Linked DNA regions of Homo sapiens: region 2 is linked to region 1. A link is a loop called in an ENCODE intact Hi-C map of the cell type or tissue named here. Cell type or tissue: PC-3. All regions are shown on one strand. Links, peaks and the distances in the headings refer to the core of each region. The heading gives the core; the rest is flanking DNA. Region 1 has its middle 92 kb from the start of PCLO. Region 2 has its middle 42 kb from the start of PCLO.

Region 1 (4,406 bases), core at 306-4,305:
TCAGGAGTTCGGGACCAGCCTGGCCAACATGGTGAAAACCCATCTCTACTAAAAATACAAAAAATTAGCTGGGTGTGGTGGTGCGCACCTATAATCCCAGCTACTTGGGAGGCTGAGGCAGGAGACTCACTTGAACCCAGAAGGCAGAGGTTGCGATGAGCGGAGATCGTGCCGTTGCACTCCAGCCTGGGTGACAGAGCAAGGCTCCGTCTCAAAATAAATGAATAAAATAAAATAAAATAAAATATAAAAAATAGTGAGATGCATATTTGCAAATCCATTTTTTATAAACAGATTTTTTTAAATTTCATATTTGTTTTAAGTTTTTTCACCACAATACTTATCTATTAATGTCACAAAAGAAAAATAAAGGCTAAACAACACTGCAAAAAGTCTAATACTGCTTTGGTAATATTTTATGGGGCTTTTGTTGATGTTTTTGCTTTTGCTGTTGTTTTGTCTTTTTTGCCCCCAGAGAATCTAGCAGTCAACTTGACCTCACTTCATGGTTAATAAATCATCTGTTGTTAAATTTCAGACATAAAAGCACAGCCTCACTACCTTTTTAAAAAGCTTATAAATGGTTTCTCAAAAGAATTAAGAAAACCTTTAATACATCAAAACAATGAGATTATAGACATGAAACTACACTCTCTGCAGCTTTTCAAAAACAGAGTCCTAATGGAAAATAGACTATGAATGTTCAAGAAATTACACTCCTCTGAGTGTGTGTGTGAAATATACTCCATGGAAAAAATTTATTGGAAGCTCTCTTATGAGAGAAATAAGATGATCGAAAAATAAATCCTCCAAGAAGTAACTACTTTTTATTATTTCTGATTAAAATTCATTCTTAAAAACAAAAGTCTTCGAAAGAAGTTTTCTCAATTATTTACCTCCTTTTATTCTGAATCTACAATTCTGTGGCAATTTATTAGGTAAATTCTGTTTAATCAGAAAACCTACAAGTGATTCTTATATGTATTTAAGTATTCTCCTCCAGATATATGTGAACCATCTTGTAGCCTTTGGCAAAGTTTACTACTGGCTTGTAATAATAATAATCAGACTCTATATGGATATATATTTCCCAAGTCAAACATCAGGGCAAAAAAACAGTGTTATTCAGAGCAACTGACCTGTGCATGCACATCAATTCTTAAAATGAAAATTAAAGAAACATTGTTATTTCCGTAAAGCTTTGCTGGAAGTAATTGATTCATATGTATAAAACATCAAATCTATTGGGAGTCCGAGGCGGGCGGATCACAAGGTCAGGAGTTCGAGACCATCCTGCCAAACACGGCTAAACCCCATCTGTACTAAAAATACAAAAAAATTAGCCGGGCGTGGTGGCGGTCGCCTGTATCCCAGCTACTCGGGAGGTTGAGGCAGGAGAATGGCATGAACCCAGGAGGCAGAGCTTGAAGTGAGCTGAGACAGCGCCACTGCACTCCAGCCTGGACGACAGAGCGAGACTCCGTCTCAAAAAAAAAAAAAAAAAAATCAAATCTAAAAAGTGTTCTTCATTATGTTTTGGTTCACAATTCATTAGTAATTAAATGGAATGAAGGAATATATCAATGCAGGAAAAGTTATGGCTCTGTATGTTTTAGGTAATTCCTAAATTTATCCACAAGGCAAAACACTACTTATCTAAGTCTATGTATTGAAAGCAGTTACATTTTTTTCTTTCATTGGCAGTGGTTTTATCTGGAGAGTAAATATAATGAGCAATATCATATTATATTTTATTCTATTTTCTTTCACTGTAAATGTTTCGAAGACATTGTTATTATTACTGTATTATTTTATTTTTTCTCTATTCCAGGAGGTAGCCAGATTTTTTGTGTGTGTGGAGTTGAAAAAAGAAGCTTTTGAAGATAACTTTCTCATAGAAATCTTCTATCTTTCATAAAAGCTTAAACTCACTGAGAAGTTTAGACTTGGTCACCGATGCTCAAAACATATCTGGAGACTCCTGGGGATCCATGAGATCATTGTAGGGGTCCACAAGGTCATAATAATTTCTTTTTAATAACTAAAATTATATAATTGTGTTGACAATAAACAGAAAGTGCTCTTGCATACTTTTGTACTCTAAAAGTTTCTTCTTTCATTTCTAATATGATAAATCTTTGATATACTCAATAGAATTTAAGAAAGTAATTTTTTTTTTTTTTTTTTTTTTTGAGACGGAGTCTGGCTCTGTCGCCCAGGCTGGAGTGCAGTGGTGCGATCTCGGCTCACTGCAAGCTCCGTCTCCCGAGTTCACACCATTCTCCTGCCTCAGCCTCCCGAGTAGCTGGGACTACAGGCACCCGCCACTGCGCCCGGCTAATTTTTTGTACATTTAGTAGAGACGCGGTTTCACCATGTTAGCCAGGATGGTCTCGATCTCCTGACCTCGTGATCCACCCGCCTCGGCCTCCCAAAGTGCTGGGATTACAGGCGTGAGCCACCGCGCCCGGCCTGAAAGTAATTTTTAAAAAGTTTTACAATTGCAGCTTTAAGTAATCTAGAAGGGGAAGGATGAAATTGGAGTGCATTTTTAGGGCTGAGCAGGGTCATGTTGAGAAAGAGGAAGTAAATTTTCCACCATTGCAAAGTAGCAGAGATCAGTTTCACCCAATTTCCTGGCAATTATTTTTCGTCTGGGAGGTGGCAAGATCAAAAGAGGCTGAACACTAAGCCCTAAGTACTCCAGCTCTACTAAGATCACTTAGCAACCCCAAGTTGGTAAGGCACTGCAACTTGGTAATGATGTAGCTGAATTGCCTGCCTTCACGGAAATAGGTGGACTTGAGTAATTAGGATACACCAGTGGCAATCATGATGTACTAAAGCATAGAAAGTTCTCTCTCTTTTACAGTTAACTTGTGTAATCGCTTGTTTGTCCAATCTCTCTTTGGGGAAATCTTTCCTCTGAGTCGTCTAATTTTGGCATGAAGAAGATTCCAGGTGCCTGGCCCTCATTATAGACGCAAGATACCTTTTCTTTTCATACCTTGGCCTAACCAGAAGGCTGGCATGAGACTAAAATATGACAACCAGATGCTCTCTCCTGGGATTGCAAATTTTGAGCCAGTAACACCAGGATGGAAAGAAAGTTTGGAGAATATTCATCATAGTGACTCTGATGGCAGTAGCAGTGATAGCAGATGTCCTGGCTGCTGTTTCGTTCCTCTTTTCTTTCAGGACTCCTTCAATTCCTGTCCATCTAAAGCCTGCTCCCTCAACACCGCCTTTGCCAACCCAATATTCTTCCAACAAATTCCCCTATGCTTAAGTCAGTCATAACTTCCCCATAACATACATATATACACATAAACATATATACACACATATATGAACATATATGTACACATACACATATACATATGTATACACATATATGTGTATATACATGAGTATATGAGTATATATGTATGTATATATAGTACATATGTGTATATATGTATATATAGTACATATGTGTGTATATGTGTATATATGTGTACATATATGTGTGTGCGTATATATATGTATATATCTCGCTAAGGAGATAAAGGCCATCTCCACTGTAATACACAAACAAACACAAACTCTCAAACCACTGAGATCGAACATCCGTCAAGCTCATCGAGATGCAAACATGAAGCTAGACTAAATTTGATTTTTTAAATGATACAGAAAATATCACAATTCATTATATTTAAAAAAGTTAGAAATTCACTAATTTATTATAATTTCATATTTACTGTCAACAATTAGCCAACTATATAGTTATAATTTCTGTCTTAAATTCCATTTATTTAACAACCCTTTTCTGTAATTAATATGAAGATTATTGAATCTAGAACTAGAGATATATAACAGGATTCCTGAAAAGGAGGATTTTTAACATGCAAAAAAGGTGTCATTTAAAATTTGGCAGACACTTTTTATTCTAAGTGAAAACAGCAAAGTATACCTAAGGAGAGATTTTCATACTCTGCAAAAAAAAAAATTAGACTTCAGTGGTCGTTATTATATAAATGAAATACCTAGAGAAGGAACTTTTTTGTTTGTTTGTTTTTTATGTATTGACAAAGCATCCCTTTTCAATATCCTTTGTATGCTGAGTAGAATTTTAGATAGCACATAGGCAAGTGTGAAGTAGCAATGTATTGCAGTAATTGAGAGGGCAAGCTCTGGAGTCAGACTGTTAATGGATTCTGATGCTAACACACATAAACACATGCACACACACACACATGTAGTTGACCCTTGAATGACATAGGGGAGGCTATGAACCCCCCCTACACAGTCAAAAACTTAAGTAATAGCTTACTGTTGCCTGAAAGCCTTTCCAAAAACATAAACAGTTGATTAACACATACTTTGTAACACATATTACAATTACTATATACTGTATTACAATAAAG
Region 2 (4,406 bases), core at 218-4,217, 50 kb before region 1:
AGGAAAGCATTAGTTAAGGTACAGAAATAATAAAAAAGAAGAACAGTTGGTATAATTTTGAGATTGCTTTTAGTTTTGATTTTGCCTTGTTTTGCTTTAATACAAAAAGGTATTAAATACTAATAAGCAACATCTTATTTTGTTCACTTTAATTTTAATATCAAGATCACTGTATTCCTATCATATTTTCATTCTGATCTCTCACTATTTTCCAACAGTGATTCAAGTGTGACTGATCCATTTGCCGTTCCCTAAAATCACTTTTTTCTTTCCTGTCTCTATACTTTGTTTACAGCTCATCTTCACCGAGAGACCTGTAACACCTATTGAAATCCACCCACTTACCTTTCATGTCCAGAGCTACCCAAGCTGCTTCTGATCCACACAGATAAAATATATCACCCTTCACAGCTAATATTAACTCTTTGGTTCAGGAAATGTGTGCCCTCCTAAATTTAAAACTCTTTGGACATAACTGTAATTTCCTTTAATAACCACTATCTCTTTTCTAATGACTGCTTCTTATCTATCACGTCCTTCCAGTTTTTGAACTTATTTTGTTCATATTTGGTAGTACCAACTTGAGCAAATCTTTAGAGAAGGCCCAAACATAGCACAGTACCAGCAACCATAGACATCTAAAAATGTATTTATTGTTCCCTCATATTTAAATGAGAATTTGCCTGAATAATGAACTCTGAGTTCTTCTTTTACCTGTCTTTTGAGATTTTGAAAACATACTTCATTTTCTTCTTGTGTCTATTATGAAAGATAAGATGTCTGAAGTCCACCTGTTTTTTGAACTTCTTTATAAATAAGTTGTAGAAGGTTTTGTTTTAGGGGTTGCAATACTTTTCCAGGGTCTGTATAAGTGCTGGTCTTTTCTTAGTTATTTTGCTCAATCCAAAGAGTTCCTTTCCGTCTGAAGAAGGATGTTTTTCTTCAAGTCAAGGAGACCTTCTTTTCTTATTTGTTTGATTTTCTGCTCTCTTATCTTTTTATCTGTTTCCACCAATATCTCTTTTTAGGAAGATATGGCAAGTTCTTTCATTTCCTAAAATTTTTAGAGCACCTTCTTGACTCATCTTTGGGTTATTCGTTTGGCCTATCATTATTTAAATCTAATATCCAGCCCTTTCATTGATTAAAAAAAACTTTTCGATCTATTTTGAACAGTTCTCAAACTTTTTGTTGTTTTCTGATTGCTTCTTTTTATAGAAGCTTGATTTTGTTTTCGGATGCAGCATCCTCTATAATCCTTCTGAGGACATCCATCAGAATTTTTTTTTCTTTTGTTCCCTAAATTATCTGTTCTCTTCCTTGTCATTTGTTCTGATTAAGCCTTCTATTTCATGCTGTTAATTTTCCTAAATTGTGCTGATCTTTGGTTTCCTAGACATACATTTAGGTGGCCAGCAAAGATTTTCTCAGCAGTTGTGTCATCTGTCTCTCACAAAAGCATCCTTCTCAGTGGGAGGGTTAATAAAGCTGAATTATTTTTTATCTCCAGAGCTTCATCTTTCTGCATCAAAAATCCTGTCAAACTTTTCCTGGGCACTTTCTAGAATGGGTGTAACTAGTCCCTATATGACCCAGTCTCTAAGTGCACATATTTTCTCTCTTTTCAAAACTGTATGCAAAAAGCTCTTAACTACTTGATTAAACTCCCACTGTGTTTTTTCTTTCCTTTTTGTTCTCATAAGAATATAAACGCAATTTTCCCCTTCCTAATTTTCTCTCTTTCTTTCCAAGGCCTTGCTGACCTTACTTATTTCATTGAATTCATTGCCTTTCTACATTATATTTCAGCTAAGTAACCCATTTTCTTCTCCTTTTGAAGAATTGAACTTCATCTGGCACTTCTAGTCAATTCTGATCACTCTACAATCTTTGTAACTTGCTCTCCTGTCTTTCTGTTGCTCACCATGCGGATGACTCAAATATCTGTCAGTGGTCAAAGATCTGGGAGGAGATCTGGGAGGTATAGTTAAATGGTGTCCTTTGTCTAAACCCATTTACCTGAAATGGGAGACTCACTGAACAGTGTACCTGCTGGGCTATTTCTTTGACTAGAGAAGAATGTATTCTCATTGATTTTCTCTTCCTCAAACCTTTTCTCCATGTCTTCATTCACCACTTCTCTTTTTCAAGGCTGCGTCCATTACCATCCCCTTCTCTTTGAAATCTTTGGATCTCCAAATGGGAATTGCCTACCTTTTTCTGCTGCTGTATAAAGGGAGGCAGCAGAAATATGTAGGAGAGGAGAAAGCAAATCAGGGTAAGCAGGAGGGACTTTGTGACTTTAGATAAGAGAGAAAATATTTTGCAAATATTAAATATTTGATTTCGTTTTGCCCTCAAAACGTATTCTTTTGCAGCCTTCTGAATTCAAGTCCTAATCCCATAGTGTATTACGCAGGAAGAAATAGAAAGGTAAATCCTAGAAGAAAGAAGCCACTTGTCAGGATTGAGTCCTGAGGCTGAATTTCTTCACATCTTTAGCATGACAATGATTATCAATGCTAGAAACACTTATAAAGAAATAAGTTTCTAAATTACTTTAGATGCTAGCATATTGATATTTGAGGTCTCTCTTACTCTAACCACAGCAGAGATCTCAGGAGATTCAGATAATTCCAATGTTAATTCAATGACCTTCTTAATCTCTCTTTTATTGCATGGTTACATAAACTCCTACTCCATGTACATTGATACCGTCTAGAGAGGAGCATGAGAGCGCCGTACCTGGGACATATTTGAGCACATCCCTGAGACATCCAAGCAGAGGATGAATTACCTGAAAAGACTATTTAAATTATGATATATGCAATTACTTATTTATACATTTAATTATCTATATTTATTATTGATAAATATTATTTTATATGTCTTATTTTTATTTACTGAGAATTTACTATGCGCTCAGTAAATATATTAGAAATAGAGTGACAAAACAGAATAATGAATCCCCATTCTTATGGAGCTTTTATTCTACAAAAATTATTGGATCACAATAAGTTCACCAACATTGGACCAAACATTTATTTTCTGAACACTGTGACTTTTTTTGTTTTTTTTGTGTAAAGTCTTTGGTAGTTCCCTGGCCCTTTTAGCACCTTTGCATCTTCTTCATAGAGCACAGGAGCAATTTAGAGTCCTTTATATGTGAGGCAACACAAAGGATCATATTGTCAAATCCAAGTGACACACAAGTCAGATATATTACCCAGTGTCTAACTTTCCTAAACAATGTCAAAAATACAAGTAAGTATCCAGATGAAGAAGGAAAATGTCTGGATACACCAGGTCCCAGGTCCTAGGTGCTTCCTTCACAGATCGGTCATGCTCTATGACCAAGAAAAATACATGAGATCTTTAATGAAGTGCACAAGGCTGCCTTACACAACAGGGAACATCTCAGTTATTTAATATCCTCATTTATACTTATATATTTGCATAGCACATATGACAGAGTCTGCAGTCATGCTTCATGAATCTGTAGATTCTATAATTGTTTACCATAAGCAACCCTAAACCAGGAATATCCTGTTAAAAGAATTCCATAGGTAAAATTCTCTTCCTGATAAATATTGGTTTATTTTCCAGGAGGTTTGTTATTAGTACTTTTACCAGAAGATTAGACCAGATTGCCTGCTTTTTTCTTCCCCAGGAATATCCTGGCCTCCCTTCCTATAGGATTAACAGGGATTACAGGACAGTTGTTTAACTCCATCTTTTCCAAAATGGAACAAGTTCTGAAGAACCAAGACCACAGTCTTAGGCTCATCTATTTATCTGCTTTTCTCTGCCATGTTCATGTACCTACTAATAGGGCATTTTGATATGGCAGAACTGAAAGGGGAATATTTCCTAAGGGCCTGCAGCTTTCTGACACTTTCCTCCCCTGGTTAAATTTGGAAGCCTCTATGGCACCCAACCTGAGCTGCGGACCAGGTGGGAGCATGAGGGAGGATAAGAACTCTGCCTCTGATATCCTTGCTCCTTCTCACTCTCCCTTTTAATTTCCAATAATCTACCAGAACATGAATGACTGGATTTTTCTCTCTTTCTCCTCATCCTTTATAAAAAAAATTGATGTTCTAGTATGCTCTTAACATCTTAAAAGTAGGGCCAAAGGGACTTAGAATTTTTAAAAATTTCATGACAAAGTACAGTTTTCAAAATTTCTTCAAAGGAATCAAGAAAGCTAGTCCAGTAATTGAAAGTTAACATGACGTCCCTTTGTTTTAAGCAAAAGCATTTATTTTCCATGTATACCAGAAAGTCTAGAAATCAATGACTTTTGAAGCTGGTTTAGTAGCTCAGTAATGTCAGGGCCAGAGTTTCTGATCTTTAGCCTTGTCCTCCTTTCTTTCTCCTCATTGTCTAGTGAATGATGCTTCATC

The links. Hi-C counts contacts between places; a loop is a spot of excess contacts. Peaks named below come from ENCODE experiments on the same cell type or tissue, not always from the same donor. Only the 100,000 strongest peaks of a DNase experiment are listed, where the experiment ranks them.
Region 2: a loop joins it to region 1, with 2.4 times the contacts of the local background. A loop is called at or near these places in 1 of 110 quality-filtered maps.

The regions. Positions count from the first base shown.
Region 1 is chr7:83,252,529-83,256,934 of GRCh38, forward strand. No RefSeq gene overlaps it. Among named protein-coding and RNA genes, the nearest start is that of PCLO, 92 kb to the left of the region's middle. In PC-3, for the core only: no CTCF peak of the experiment used is centred there; no DNase peak of the experiment used is centred there.
Region 2 is chr7:83,202,912-83,207,317 of GRCh38, forward strand. No RefSeq gene overlaps it. Among named protein-coding and RNA genes, the nearest start is that of PCLO, 42 kb to the left of the region's middle. RefSeq lists an enhancer at 1,717-2,339. In PC-3, for the core only: no CTCF peak of the experiment used is centred there; a DNase peak (open chromatin) is centred at 1,950.